2 separate regions of the Mus musculus genome follow, and region 1 is linked to region 2. Evidence: chromatin loops called from intact Hi-C (ENCODE). Cell type or tissue: left cerebral cortex. All regions are shown on one strand. Each heading gives the region's core, and the rest is flanking DNA. Links, peaks and the distances in the headings are about the cores only.

What was found. Peaks named below come from ENCODE experiments on the same cell type or tissue, not always from the same donor. Only the 100,000 strongest peaks of a DNase experiment are listed, where the experiment ranks them.
Region 1: it touches region 2 in a loop (2.4-fold over the local background); 5 of 42 quality-filtered maps call a loop at or near these places.

What each region holds. Positions count from the first base shown.
Region 1 is chrX:103,285,532-103,290,365 of GRCm38, reverse strand. It overlaps the pseudogene Gm19200. Among named protein-coding and RNA genes, the nearest start is that of 4930519F16Rik, 31 kb to the right of the region's middle. In left cerebral cortex, for the core only: no CTCF peak of the experiment used is centred there; DNase peaks (open chromatin) are centred at 1,322, 1,530 and 2,197.
Region 2 is chrX:103,352,554-103,361,106 of GRCm38, reverse strand. It overlaps Chic1 (cysteine-rich hydrophobic domain 1), which reads right to left and starts at 4,631. Exons shown (of 6, transcript NM_009767.2): 1 at 4,218-4,631. The coding sequence starts at 4,522. In left cerebral cortex, for the core only: no CTCF peak of the experiment used is centred there; DNase peaks (open chromatin) are centred at 3,976 and 4,659; H3K4me3 peaks cover 2,240 bases; H3K27ac peaks cover 896 bases.

The DNA.
Region 1 (4,834 bases), core at 397-4,396, 68 kb after region 2:
TTGGGCAGTTCGACTACAGCCTTGCTAGGTGTAGTTCACATGAGCCTCTTCTCCAGGCAGTTTCCCGTGCTTCCTTTAGATAGCTGCCCCTGTTGCTGACATCTCTTTCCTTCCGGGGTCTCTCATGATGCTTTGGCTTTACTTTCACATCTCCACATACCACCTTCTCAATGGGCTGCTTATTACAGTACCTTGAACCCTGCTGCACACTCACTGACCTTAAAGGGAGAATCACCAGCCTTTCATTGTTAAATATTATACTTGTTGTGGGCTCATTTTATGTGGTCTTGTATTGAGTTACATTTCTTGTTTGCTTGATTTGTTGAGTTGTGTTTTTTCTCTTGAAAGGACAATGAATCCTGTCCAGAGAGCTTTTTTTTTTTTTGCATTATTTTAGATTATTTTAGATCATCAAATAGTTCTGTGCTCATCAGCTTCTTTTCTTACTTTTCTCTCTTTTTAAAAAGAGTTATTTATTTATTGTATTACATTTGTACACTGCAGCTGTCTTCAGACACACCAGAAGAAGGCATCAGATCCCATTACAGATGGCTGTGAGCCACCATGTGGTTGCTGGGATTTGAACTCAGGACCTCTGGAAGAGCAGTCAGTGCTCTTAGCCACTGAGCCATCTCTCCAGCCCCATTTTCTTACTTTTCTCAATGCAGCCAGAAGAAAGCTAATCTCACTATAATCATTATTTTTTGGAAAGATATTTTAAGAGATCATTATATAGGCATCCAGATCTTGCCTTTTATTAATATTTGACTAAAGAGTATGTTGTATATCTCTATTGCATCACCATGGAATGGATGCTTTTTTGCCCTTTTTAGCACTGAAATTAGTAATTTCCAGGAAAAAACAAAACCCTGAACCAACTCAGAAATCAGCACCAAAATCGGTAGCAGTGTTTTGAAGCTGGCATTGCATGTCACAGGGGCAAAATTCTCTTCAGGGAAACCTCAATTTTTCCTTTAAGGCCTCATCATAAACACACGCGCACACACACGAAACACTTAAGTCCTGAAATCTACAGAACAATGCTTAAATAAATCTAATTGACGCAAATAAGTAAACAGAGAAGTGACATGTATCCGCGCATTGAAAGACCACGTGTCAATACTAGCTAGCTTTCTGGCCTCCGTGCCTTGTGACACGCAGTGGCAGCGCTTTAGGTCTGCTGAGCGCCACCCCCACCCCCCGTCCCCCACCCCCCATGGGCGTCGAGGTGAGGTTGTCAGGGCAACCAATGCGGAGCGCCACTGAGTGCTGCAGCCAAGCTGTAATGTTGCAGTGCTCTCAGCCTTCAAACAGTACCTCAGGTCCAGCCCTGCAGATCAACCAATGTCGCGTTCTCACTGAAAATCTAGCAACAATGATGTACGATTGTAGCTGGAGTGTTGTCCCCCTTCTAACAACAGTGTACTTTGAAATGTGGCAAGAAGCATTTGGCTGAAACATTTGAGGTCCACATCTGCTTGCGAAATTCTCAATAGGGGCTGGTGTCTGTGAAGTACCCGCTATGCTCCTGCAGATTAGTCACCATCAACAACCTAATTTTGCGTCAGGAAAATGAGGCGTTCTGTCTTTCCGAAGACGCTTCCTTGTGGCTTTCTGCGATTGTCAGTGTGAAGTTCTCCACTCCAATCTTATTATCAGTCTCGGAGGCTCTCATCCTTGTTTGCTTTAGTCTACCAAGCTGTGGCCTACAGGTGCCAGCTGTGGAATGCCCTGGCTTGCACTTCCTCTTTCTAGAAGCTTAAAAGGCACAATCCTCTGTGAGAGCCCAGCACCTTGAGGGTCTCCTGTCACGAAACCTTGACAACATGACAGTGAATGATGGTGGGGGAATTCTTAGAGTTATTTCAGCTGGCAAGTCTACAGTACTTCATGAATTCATGGAAAGAATTGCAGTTGGTTTCATCTGCATTAATTACTCAGGAAGGCTGTGCTTTGTTATGGGAACCTCCGTTTTTGATTTTAGAGACTTGCAGAAAATACAGGCAGATGATTTGGAGGAAAATGGGGCCCTCTCTTGGGGTTCTTAGTTTCCTTAACAAAAGCATTTAAGATGGACTCAAATGGAAGCTCGAGGACAGTTTTATTGGAGTTAAAAAAAAATCCATGTCAGGCAAGCCGTAACCGGTAGCAGCTGCCCAGAGGAGAAGGCAGGAGAGAAGGGAAAAGCCACGTGATTGAGGTTGTTATGGAGCTTAGTCAGACACACGTTGAGGAGAGGAGCTTTAGAGAAAGAGCGAGGAGGCCCAAAACGTCAGAAAAAAAAAGTACTGAGGATCTGGCCAGCATCTGAAGGAGACAGGAAAGAAAGAAAAAGCAGAAGTTGTATATCTGAAGGTCGCCAGACTCAGTGGAACGTCATGGTGGCCCATAGGGGTTGCTCTGAGGGAAGGAGCTGGGAATTCTGGGAAAGAGAAATACAGTAGTTCATTAACGAAAAAAATTCTTTAGCCTATTTCTTTAGCATGCCTTAAGGTAAGTCCAAGTTCCTAGGAATGGGCCTTAGCTGGGTGATTTACCTAGCACAACTGGGATTTTATGTCTCTACCCAGGCCAGAGAGTCTATTCTTTCAACCAGAGTAAGTTTTCTCTTAATGGGAGTTTACAGCTATTCTAACAGTCTGTCTGTAGGCAATATGCCTTAGTGAAGGAGAGAGGCCTTTGTCTTTGGGAATGTTGGCACTGAAATGCTCCTGCAAAATTACTGAGCCTCTGTAGAGGGACTGTGGAAACCACCAGCTTTGGTTTGTTGCTGGAAACAGATGAGGTCTGTCACATACACTTAGAAGTTGTAATCAATAGAATTCCTCAAAGAGTGGGCTCTATTTGTGGTGGGAAAATTGCATGTTGAATTGGGCAGTGAACTGAACTGGAAGGTGACAGGAACTGGAGTATTCCAGACTGGTTTACTTTGTCTTTGTAGGAGGGCCAGAGCAGATTTCCAGGGTCTTTGTTTGCTGGCGGGCAGACAACTCGGAGAGATTAAAGGGCAATCAAGATGAAGTCTGTAAGCACAGGCATTTGGATGGGAGTCTTTTGGTCCTAAAAGACACCAGGATAGTCCCATGGCTATGTGAAAAGACTCCAGGAGGCTTTGAGACCGTATCATTCCCTCAGTACTTGCCAGAGACCCTGAGCAATCGCTGAACTGAAAGAACTGTGTGGCAATTCTTATCAGTGTGGAGAAAGATAACAGTGATTCTAAGCAGAATTGTTTAAAGATCAGGAAAAGCTTGATAGCAATCTCTGTGTAAATCCAAAACAAACAAACTCCACCCCTCCCCAAGATTTGGCAGTGGAGTAAATGGACTTTCAAGAGAGTTCTCTGCTGACAATTTCAGCTGTAGCTTGTGTGGCTTTTCTTGATGTTTGCACAAATTCTCCTTCTTAAAAACAACTGATCTGTAGTAGAAACAGGTTTTCTTTGTATATTAAAAGATAGTTTAAAAATCGCAAATTGTTTCATAACAGGAAAACTGTTTCTACGTCCTGATCCATTGTTGGTAATTGGCAATTCATCAGTATCAGTTTTCTTAAAACTGGAAGTCCTTCAAAAATCCAGCCTAGTAACTCATTGAGGGTCATTACAAGAAGACTTACTTGCTTTTATTTGATGTGTTTGCTTTTTATGCTGCATGTGTGCCTGGTGCCCAAGGAGGCCAGAAGAAGGCATTGGTTAGCCTGGGACTAAAAGTACAGGCAGCTGGGGCTGCCATGTGGGTGCTGGGAGACAAAGGCCAGCATGCTGCAGGAGCAACAAGAGCTCCTAACCACTGAGCCATCCCTCCAGTCTGTTTCCTTTGATTCTTACCTGGCTTGCCAAATTGCTCTTCATCCTTACGTATGATAGTTACAGAACCAAAAAAAAATTTTCATACAACGCTGTATGGTCACTTACATGAATGTTTGCCACTTTGGCCAAAGTTTGGGGTTTCTGGAACTAATGTCAAACTTTGTAGCTATTTGGAATGATGTGGCACTCGGTCACGAAAAAGAACCAGCATAGCCCTCATTTTGGGACCATGGCTCCAAAGACATTAATTTAAGTAGGAGACTGATATCTATGACTTTTTCTCATCTTCTTTCTTTTATTTAGTAAAGCCTGACTGACTGTAAGGTTATAGTTTTAGCATTCCTATTAAACACTAATTGCCGTGAGAATTAACAGAAGTAAACACTTTATCAGGATTTTACTGCCTTGAGGAAGGATATTTCTACATCATTGACACTTGGAAAAAATTAATTCTGCTTTCCTCCTCTGTTTACATAATATAATAATTTAAATCACAGCTGATATTCTTCTGTAGAAGATATGCTCTTATACGTGTGTGTGTGTGTGTGTGTGTGTGTGTGTGTGTGTGTGTGTGTGTAAAATGATGGAGCTATAACTGGAGGGACAGCATGTGATTAAATTTTTAAGTACTCTAGAATTATATACTGCACCAGAGAAGAGAGAAAATAGTGTATATGTTACACATTGTAAAGGACTTGTCTAAGTTTAATGAAAAATTCTCAGAATTGTGTTAAGTTTTTGAAATACCAGTGTCAGAGAATTCCATTACTAACTAGCCCATAAAAATAAGCAGATATTAACTATATGCAGATTTTTATTTGACTGTCTAGCTTATACTTTCGATTTAATCTTTACATAATGAAACACAATGATGAGGTATAAGAACAAACACATAAAGGGAGCTGGAGAAAGTATTCTGGGGTTAAAAACATTTGTTGCTAAATTACAGGGACTGGTGTTTGTTGAACAAGCCTGCCATTCTGTAAACACCTGGGTTTTTTTGGTTTGTTTGGTTTTCTTAGT
Region 2 (8,553 bases), core at 2,785-6,784:
TCCAGAGCTTGGACTCTATCCTGACAAGGAAGGAGAAACTAGACTAAGCTTAATCAGGACAGCAGTTCATTTAGCTCTGTACTTTTGGTATTTTAATCAAGTAACAGGCTGAAGGACAGATGTTAGCGTGACAAGGATAGAGGTAAGACAACTAGTTAGGGTAGAAAAAGAGGCCTGAATCGGAGAAGTGGCACTGGAGAAGAATATAAGCAAATCTAAGTCCTATATCAATCATTTTTTGATGCTTCACTTTGGGAAACATGAGAAGAAAAGGGAGGTAACAAGAGATACACACTCAACTGAAACGGAGAATAAAGAACAAAAAGGCACATGAGAGTGAAGTAGTCCAGGTAAAAGCCTCAGTAGTGTCTGGTACAGAGATACACATTTGGAAACACTGGATTACTAGATCACAAGAAGCAAGAAGAGACCATTTAAGATGTGTAGACAGTAAAAGTAGAGGACTAAGCACAAAATCCTGAAGATCACTGGTATTTAAGAAGCAAGAAAGGAAGAAGACTGTGAATGAAAAATATACACCGGGCAAGCACTCTATTATAAAACTATACATACTACCAATGTCTGATCATAGTGATCTCGATTGAGGCCAGATTCTTCACAGTTAAGGTGGCAGAACCCAGCCGAGAGGAAGTATCTATGGCATATGTATGTACTTTAAAGAAATTTGGTGAAGAGAGATTAGAGGGCAGGTAAAAGGGATGTGGGTATCAGAAGGTTTTTGTCATAGAAGGATTGAATAAAATTACAGGACAATCTAGACTAGATTCTAAGGAGAATCAAAGTAAAGCACTATTGGAGCCAGGGGCTAACACGGAACAAAGACCTTGGGTGGAGGCTAGAAGAGAAGGGTATGAAAAGCAGAAGAGATGAGTTTTAGGTAAGGAACTCCTTGAATTGCAATGTTGGGAAAACTCAGATCTAATAAAGAGCCAATGCAGATTTGTAGCTGTACAGGACACGATTAAATGGAATTTTAAGAAAATTAGTTTGGCACAAGCATACACAATGAAGCGGGGAGAGGCAGCAGGCTGTGCCTATAATTCAAGAAGGGGATGGCAACTCAAGCAAGAGTATTGCCAAATAGGAATAGAGAAAATGAAAAATCTTAACAAATTTCCAAATATATGATGATACAATTCTGGGAAAACTGGATATAGGGCAATTCAAGGAGAAGAATCAAAATGACTCAAAGATTTCAGATATTACCCTGGGAGAGTAGAATTTTGGTGTTACCACTATAAATGTGGCAACTAGAAATACAACCCATTTGGGGGGAAAAATGTTAGCCGGGTGTGGTGGCGCACACCTTTGATCCCAGCACTCGGGAGGCAGAGGCAGGTGGATTTCTGAGTTTGAGGCCAGCCTGGTCTACAAAGTGAGTTCCAGAACAGCCAGGGCTATACAGAGAAACCCTGTCTCAAAAACAAAACAAAACAAAACAAAACAAAACAAAACAAAATGTTGAGTGTAAGATACACTGAGTTACAATCAGGTTAAACATACTATCTTAAATATTTATCTCCTAGTCATGGTAAAAAGCTACAAAATACTTCCGTCTTTTTTAAAAATCCAGTTGATGGCAACACCTCAATTTTTAAACTTTGAATAGAAGCAAATCTTCTATAGATGAAGACTGAACAGAGGATAGAAAAAGGCCAGTATACAGGAGAAGAAGAAATAGTTCACTCACATTGGTACAGGGCCAGGGTTGTAGCTCAGAGATACAGCATTTGCCTGGATGCACAATGCTGTAGTTTGAGTTTCATCACCACAAAACCAAAGAAAACCAATATAACATATAGTTTAGGGTAATCAACACATGCCTATGCCAGAAAAAAAATGAAACAAAAATTGGTATTTTAGATGTATTAGTTTAAGATTATTTGTTAAGGATTTTGCTTCATTTGACAGATGGGATGTTCTGTTATTATAGTTCATGTTTCTGATACCAAACAAACATTTTACTAACAACAGGGTCTCACTCTGTAGCCCATGCCGGCCTGGAACTCATGTGTTCCAGTTTGGCCTTGAACTCATGACACTCTCCCTGTTTTAATCTACCAAATGATGGTATCACAGGCTTCACCATGTCTGGCTTCTAAACATTTAATCTTCTTCTTAAAAATGTTAGATATTTAGCATTAAATGTTCTTCCTAAATGAGAAAATGTGTACAATAAAGCTAAACAATTTTCATGTTTAGTAATTTAAGACTGGCTTACACTTTTCAGAGTTTTCTTCAAATAATTAACACTAAGATGCTATTAGTGCCATTCCTTTACACCTAACTCCAGAATTTTAAAACTGTGTGTGTGTGTGTGTGTGTGTGTGTGTGTGTGTGTGGTGATAGCAGAAAATTATACCTATAAGAGGCTAGCCACAGCAAACCTCAGAGCTCTGTTTTAAATGAGAACAAGGAAATTGGTTGTGTGGAAAATAGAATGGAGCCACAAAGAAGTTTTAGAGAACTTAAATTATGCTTCCTTGCTATGTAATCATTGCTTGAATTGTAGAAAATAATGGGGGGAGTTGGAAGATAAAATTATGGGTCAGGATAGAAAATACCTTTTCTTTGTCTAGTCATGGAAAATTATCTGCATAAAAAGTCTGGAAAACGAGACAGCAAGTGTGGTGGGCATGATAGTATTTTAGAATTTCATGGAATGAAAAACAAAACAAAACAAAACAAAAAAGAAGCCTGGATACCAGAATCATAATTAGTTTGAATAATGGTCTCCCTAGTGACAAAAGAAATGGAAGGAAAATGGTGCAGGAAGTTGGCACCTGAACATTACAGGTTATCTGCAAAAATCTTGGACTAAGAAAAAAAACTGTCTTCAAATTACCTAATAAAAAATAAGGCCCAAAAGTCACCTCCAAAGCCTTCCACAATTGACAAACATTTGGTAATACATACATTCAATGATTTAAAAGGTGTATTACAGTCAAAATAGTTAACATGTTAAAAATTAAGAGATAGCGTACACACTGGATGATTTCGTACTAGCACTCAATTGAGTCAAAGGGACTATGTGAGCCATGATAAAAATTAAAGAGAGTGTGACTTGATAGGAAGGCGCAAATATAGTTTGAAAATGCAGTAAAAGACACCACAGTCAAGAGCATGAACACGACACCATATTCAAACTCTCAAGTATGTGCAATCCAAGCAATAAAAATGAGGAAGCACTCTTCAAAGCCCAGTGATCAATTTTTTTCTTACTGTGCAACAAAGATGATAAGAAGTCCTTGCACACTTTATTTCCTTAAATATGACATAGGATTCAATGTAAAAGAAGTCATCTGGGTTGAGTTTTAAAGAAATTAAACTCAATTCATTAAGGGCTAATTTCTATATACTTAATATACTTAATATTTGTATATTTAATGTCTGGACATACACGATTCCCTGTAGACATCTTAAATTATTTCAGAGCCAAAGGGGGTTAGAAACCACGCACTCAGAACCCTTCATTTTGGAGATGAGGAACCCAAGGCCTGGAAGTAAGAATCAACTGACCAAGGTCACAGTGCCAGTAAGAAGGGAAACTGAGATTTAGCAACCAAGATCTCTCACTCTGTATCCATTGCTCTTTCTACTTTGCATAGGTTCCTATTAACCTGAAACTCTAAGGATATGATATTAAAGGAACGTCAGAGTAGTGCGTTCAACAGAGAAAGGATGACGATATTCATTCATTAGGTAGGAAGAATGGATGGACAAATATGTGGGTGGATGAATACTTATATTATTCACAAAATGCATCACATTTTTGTTTTGTTTTGTTTTTGAAGAACCCAAACCTAGATCATGTCACCTGCCACAGCAGTCGCCGTTTTCCACTAGCCATCAATCTTGGCAGCAGAGAAGTCTAGTACATCCTGCAGTTTAGAGACTATTCACTTGCCAGCGCACGAACGAGCAGATCGCCCCTACTTCAGTCTCTCTGGCTCCCTACCCTGCAACTCCATGTCCTATGCTCACTCTTTCCTCAGGGTCGATGCAGCGTTATCTCCCACCCCCTTCTTTTACACGATACCTATTCAACCTGCGGTTTTGCCATTTTGACCAGGTGCCCTTTGCTAAGAGTACGCTTTAGTCAGCCCTCCCCCCACTCCGCAGGCCCCTCAATGCCCTTCTCATTCGGTTTGTCGTCAAATCTCAGCCTCTGCAAGCCCCCGACCCCAATCGCTTACACAGTGATGTGGCCGGCGCCGCGCACCAACACAGGGTCTGGGGCATATCTCCGCAGATGCTCCTCGCTCACTACCCGAGGCGGGGGCGGCACCTCCTCCTCCTCTTCTTCCTCGTCCTCCTCCTCTTCATCCTCCTCTTCTTCCTCCTCCTCATCTTCCTCGTCCTCATCGGGCCCAGATACCGACGACGACGACGACGACGACGGAGACGACGATGGAGACGACGACGATGTTGCTGCCTCTTCTTCTTCCTCCAATTCCGAGATGGTGTCGAACTCCGCCATGTTGGGCAGCAGGATGCTCATCACGTGACCGCACGATAGCCGCCACTCTCCCGGAGAAGAGTTTGAACCTGCGGAGCTGCTGGGAGAGGAGGGGGAACAGACTGAAGAGAAAGAGGAGGGGGCGGGGAAAGCGCTTGAGGAGACGCGCCTGCGTGTTGGGTAGATGGCGCGGGGGTTGGAGGCGGGGGCATGAGGGACCAGGGAGTAAATTCGGTGTACGCTTGCGCGCCTCCAAGGGGAGGGGGCCGGTAGAGGTGAACTCCAGGGAATTCTCGAGGTCCGGTCTGCGGGTGCTGATCTTCATACTGCGTTTCGGACGTCAGTCTCTTGTACACAGGGGACGTTCTCGTTTTAGTGTCTGTTAATTAATGCGGGATATATTTGCCTTTATGCAGACAGTTGAGGTAAAGCAAATTCTATAAAAGAGAGTTTAGGACATTGCCCAAAATATCTCAAGGTACGCATATGTCATTCCCTTACGCAGAGATTGTTCAATTCTGAGAAAAGGGTAAACATTTTTCAAAGGAGGAAACTTTCTATTAATTTCTTACGTTGAATGGTACTTTGCGGACTTGCTAAGCATCATAGACTGTGCTAAGTGCTCTGTGTACTTATCTCATTTAATCTCCCCACAACCCTATGAGGGGTGTACCACATTGAGTCTCATATCACACAAGGGCAATCTATATACAAAGAGAATAAATAATTTGTCCAAAGACATGGAACTAATAAATGACAATGAGCTTTTAAATCCAGAGTCTCGTCTGACTCCCAAAGCTCTGTTCTTTTAGCCAAACAGCCATGGTGCCTAAAGTTGATTGGAAAGAATGGGCGAAGTGGTGCATTTTGGTTGGTTCTTATAAATAAGGATACACAGGTTTGCAATGGGTGTTCTGAAGCCGGCATAGTGGCACATACCTCTAAGCCCAGCATTTGGGAGGCAGAAGCAGGAGAATCTTTTGAGCCTAGCTTACAGAGCTCATTCTAGGACAGCTAGGGTTACAAAGAGAAAAAGAGAAACCCTTCTGGGAAGGGAGGGAGGGAGGGAGAGAGGGAGGGAGAAAGAGAGAGAGAGAGAGAGAGAGAGAGAGAAGGGAGAGAGAGAGAGAGAGAGAGAGAGACTGGGGTTGGAGAAGAGGAGCTGTAGAGTGTGCAGCAGAGGGTATGCCAGTTTAGAGACACATTAATTAACGTCACCCATTCTATAGATTCCAAGCTGTATTCTTTCAAATACCATAGCTCATGTAATTCAAACACTCTTGTGAGGTAGGCATCTTTATATGTCTTTTATAGATGAAGAACTGATGGGCTGGAGAGATGGCTCATCAGAAGCACTGGCTTTTCCAGAGGGGCCTGGTTCAATTCCCAGCACCCACATGCCTGCTCACAAGTGTCTGTAACTCCAGTTTCTCCAGGGATCTGACACCCTTACATAGGCATACCTGTAGGCAAAACACTGATGTACATGAAGTTAAAAAAATCATTAAAAAAGAGGAAGAGTTGAATATCAGAAAATTTAAACAATTCATTCAGGTCGGTAGTGACTTGCTCTCTTTTTTTTCCCATTCAAACATTCTACCTCATCTTTACATTGCTAAAATACATAGATTACCTATTTTGAGTTACTAGGTAATGCACCAACTGGTTCATATCTGTCAGTGGCACCGAATTTTGCAATTAAGACTATAAAGTTGTGCAGCTCCTCTGTAATAGAATAAATATTGAGGTCCTCTATACTAATACCAGCTTTTCTTCTCCTTCAGATGTAGTAGAGCATCCATTCTGACAGAACTGGGGGTTTAGAATGAGCCTGGTATCAGCAGAATAGTGGTAATAAGCAAAATATTTGGGCATATGAGGAGGGGAGTAATCTGTTATAAGAGAGATTGTTCAAAATATCAAGGAATTGGCGTTATTAATATTAAATGTTTCCACTATATTCAATAGCTTGGCTATTTTGGAATTGAAAAGTAAGCTGTAACATTTTCTATAAGGAATAAATGTAGCATTTTGTTGCATAAAGAGCTTTTCTTTAGCTAGAGATTAGGATAAAAGAAAGAATCTTAAAATATTCCATAATAATTGTTGGCTTTCCTGGTGCTTTGAAACATATATCAACAGCAAGATTGAATGACCTTAGACCCAAGGAGGAAAATATTTCCCAAATATCTTATGTATAAAGAAAGAGTTTAGTATATCAATATTTAGAGGGAATAGTAGTATTTGGCTAATTACTGCCTTTTTTTTTTACTGCTTAATTACTAGCTTCTGTTTTTATCACTCAAAATTAGTCTAGGAAGGAATTTTTGACAGAAAGGGAAAGGAGTAAGATATGGATTTTGTGATGAATGCAAAAAGTCATTGGAACTATTGTAAAAGTAGGAGATAGTGGCTAAGGGAGACCGAAAGGAAGACGGAAAAGAAGGGTAGGGCAAATGCTACTATATGCTGCAAAGTAGAGAGTCCCGAAATGTAGTTCAGTTGGTAGAGTGCTTGCTTATCATGTAGGAAATCCCTAGTTCTAATCTCCAGCACAGCATAAACTGGGAATGGTGGTGCACATTTGTAATCCCAGAAGCAGGGAGGAGGAGGCAGGAAGATCAGAAGTTCAAGTTGATCCTTGGCTATATAGTAAGCAGGTCAGTCTAGGACACTGAGACACTATCTCAAACAAAGTAAAACAAACTAAATAATTTGGAAAGAGGCCGCTGACATTTAGTCAGAAGTCAAAAGGACAAAGTAGTTTAGAGGCGTGTTACACTTGGCCAAGTGTGCAAGCACAGTCAGATCAGCTCATCTGTTTCCCTGCATGTACACTGTGCTGAAGAAGCATATGTGGTTACAAAGGCAATCAGTTGCACTGAACGACAGGAGGAGTCTTAGATTGGGAAAGCACAGGAAAACACGTTTTGTGTATCCACTGTCAGTGACTACATGAAGCATGATGATTTTTAAATGATAAGTTAGCTTTCAGGATAGTAAATTGGGGAATGGATAGGGAGGAAAGCAGGTGGAAAAAGGTTTTGTTTGCCTAACGTGCTAAGAAGGTCATGAGGGTCATTCTCTCGGCTAATAGATGGCTGACTGAGGCACAAAGTCTCAGGTTTAATGGTCTGAGAGGGTTTTAAAAGATAGTGTTGTTTGTTAAAGTATGCATGTTAGTGATATTAGTCAATTTACAGAATGGTGCAGTCATCATCAGAAACTAATTTTAGAATATTTCCATTGCCTCGTTTTTCAATAGCCCCTGCCCCAATTCTCATCCCCGATCCTATGCAACAATTAGTCTGTGTTATGAGTTAGTATTTCTTTAGCAGGGCTTTTCAAATAAACTATATTATAAAATACATTGCTTCTGACACCTTTTGCTTAGTGTGTCCTCTAGGTTCTTCATATTGTGTCATTTATTAGAGCTTCATTCCTTTTAATGGATAAATAGTATTTTATTGTTGCAGTAGATCATATTTTTCTTATCCACTCACCTGGTAATGACATTTGGATTCCTTTCATCATTTATATATTATGTAAATACTGTTGTGGACATTCATATGTCTCTGTAAAACATGATTTAATTGTTTTCTTGAATAGATGTGTATAAGTGGAATTCTGGGCCATCTGCTTAAGACTGTGTTGAACTTTGGGGTTGGAGAGATGGCTCAGAGGTTAAGAGCACATACTGCTCTTGCGTAAGATCTGAATTTGGTTCCCAACACCCATTATTTGGGCAGTACACAGCCTGTAACCTCAACTTCAGCAAATTACATGCCTCTAGCCTCTGCGGGCACCTGTACACATCTGAACACACACAATTAATGATAAAGTAAAAGGATTTGTTTTTACAAAGATTGTGTTAAACATAATAAAGCTGTTGAAGGATTTTTTCCATACTGGCTCTATCAGTTGACATTCTCATGAAGTATTCTCTGGTTATTTATTTATTTTTTTGATCATAGCTTCTCTGTCTTTTAAATGATTTATTATAACAAGTCAATTGCCACCACCATTTATAAATATGAACGAGGTGTTTATTAACAATTTTGTTTACTGTTCCT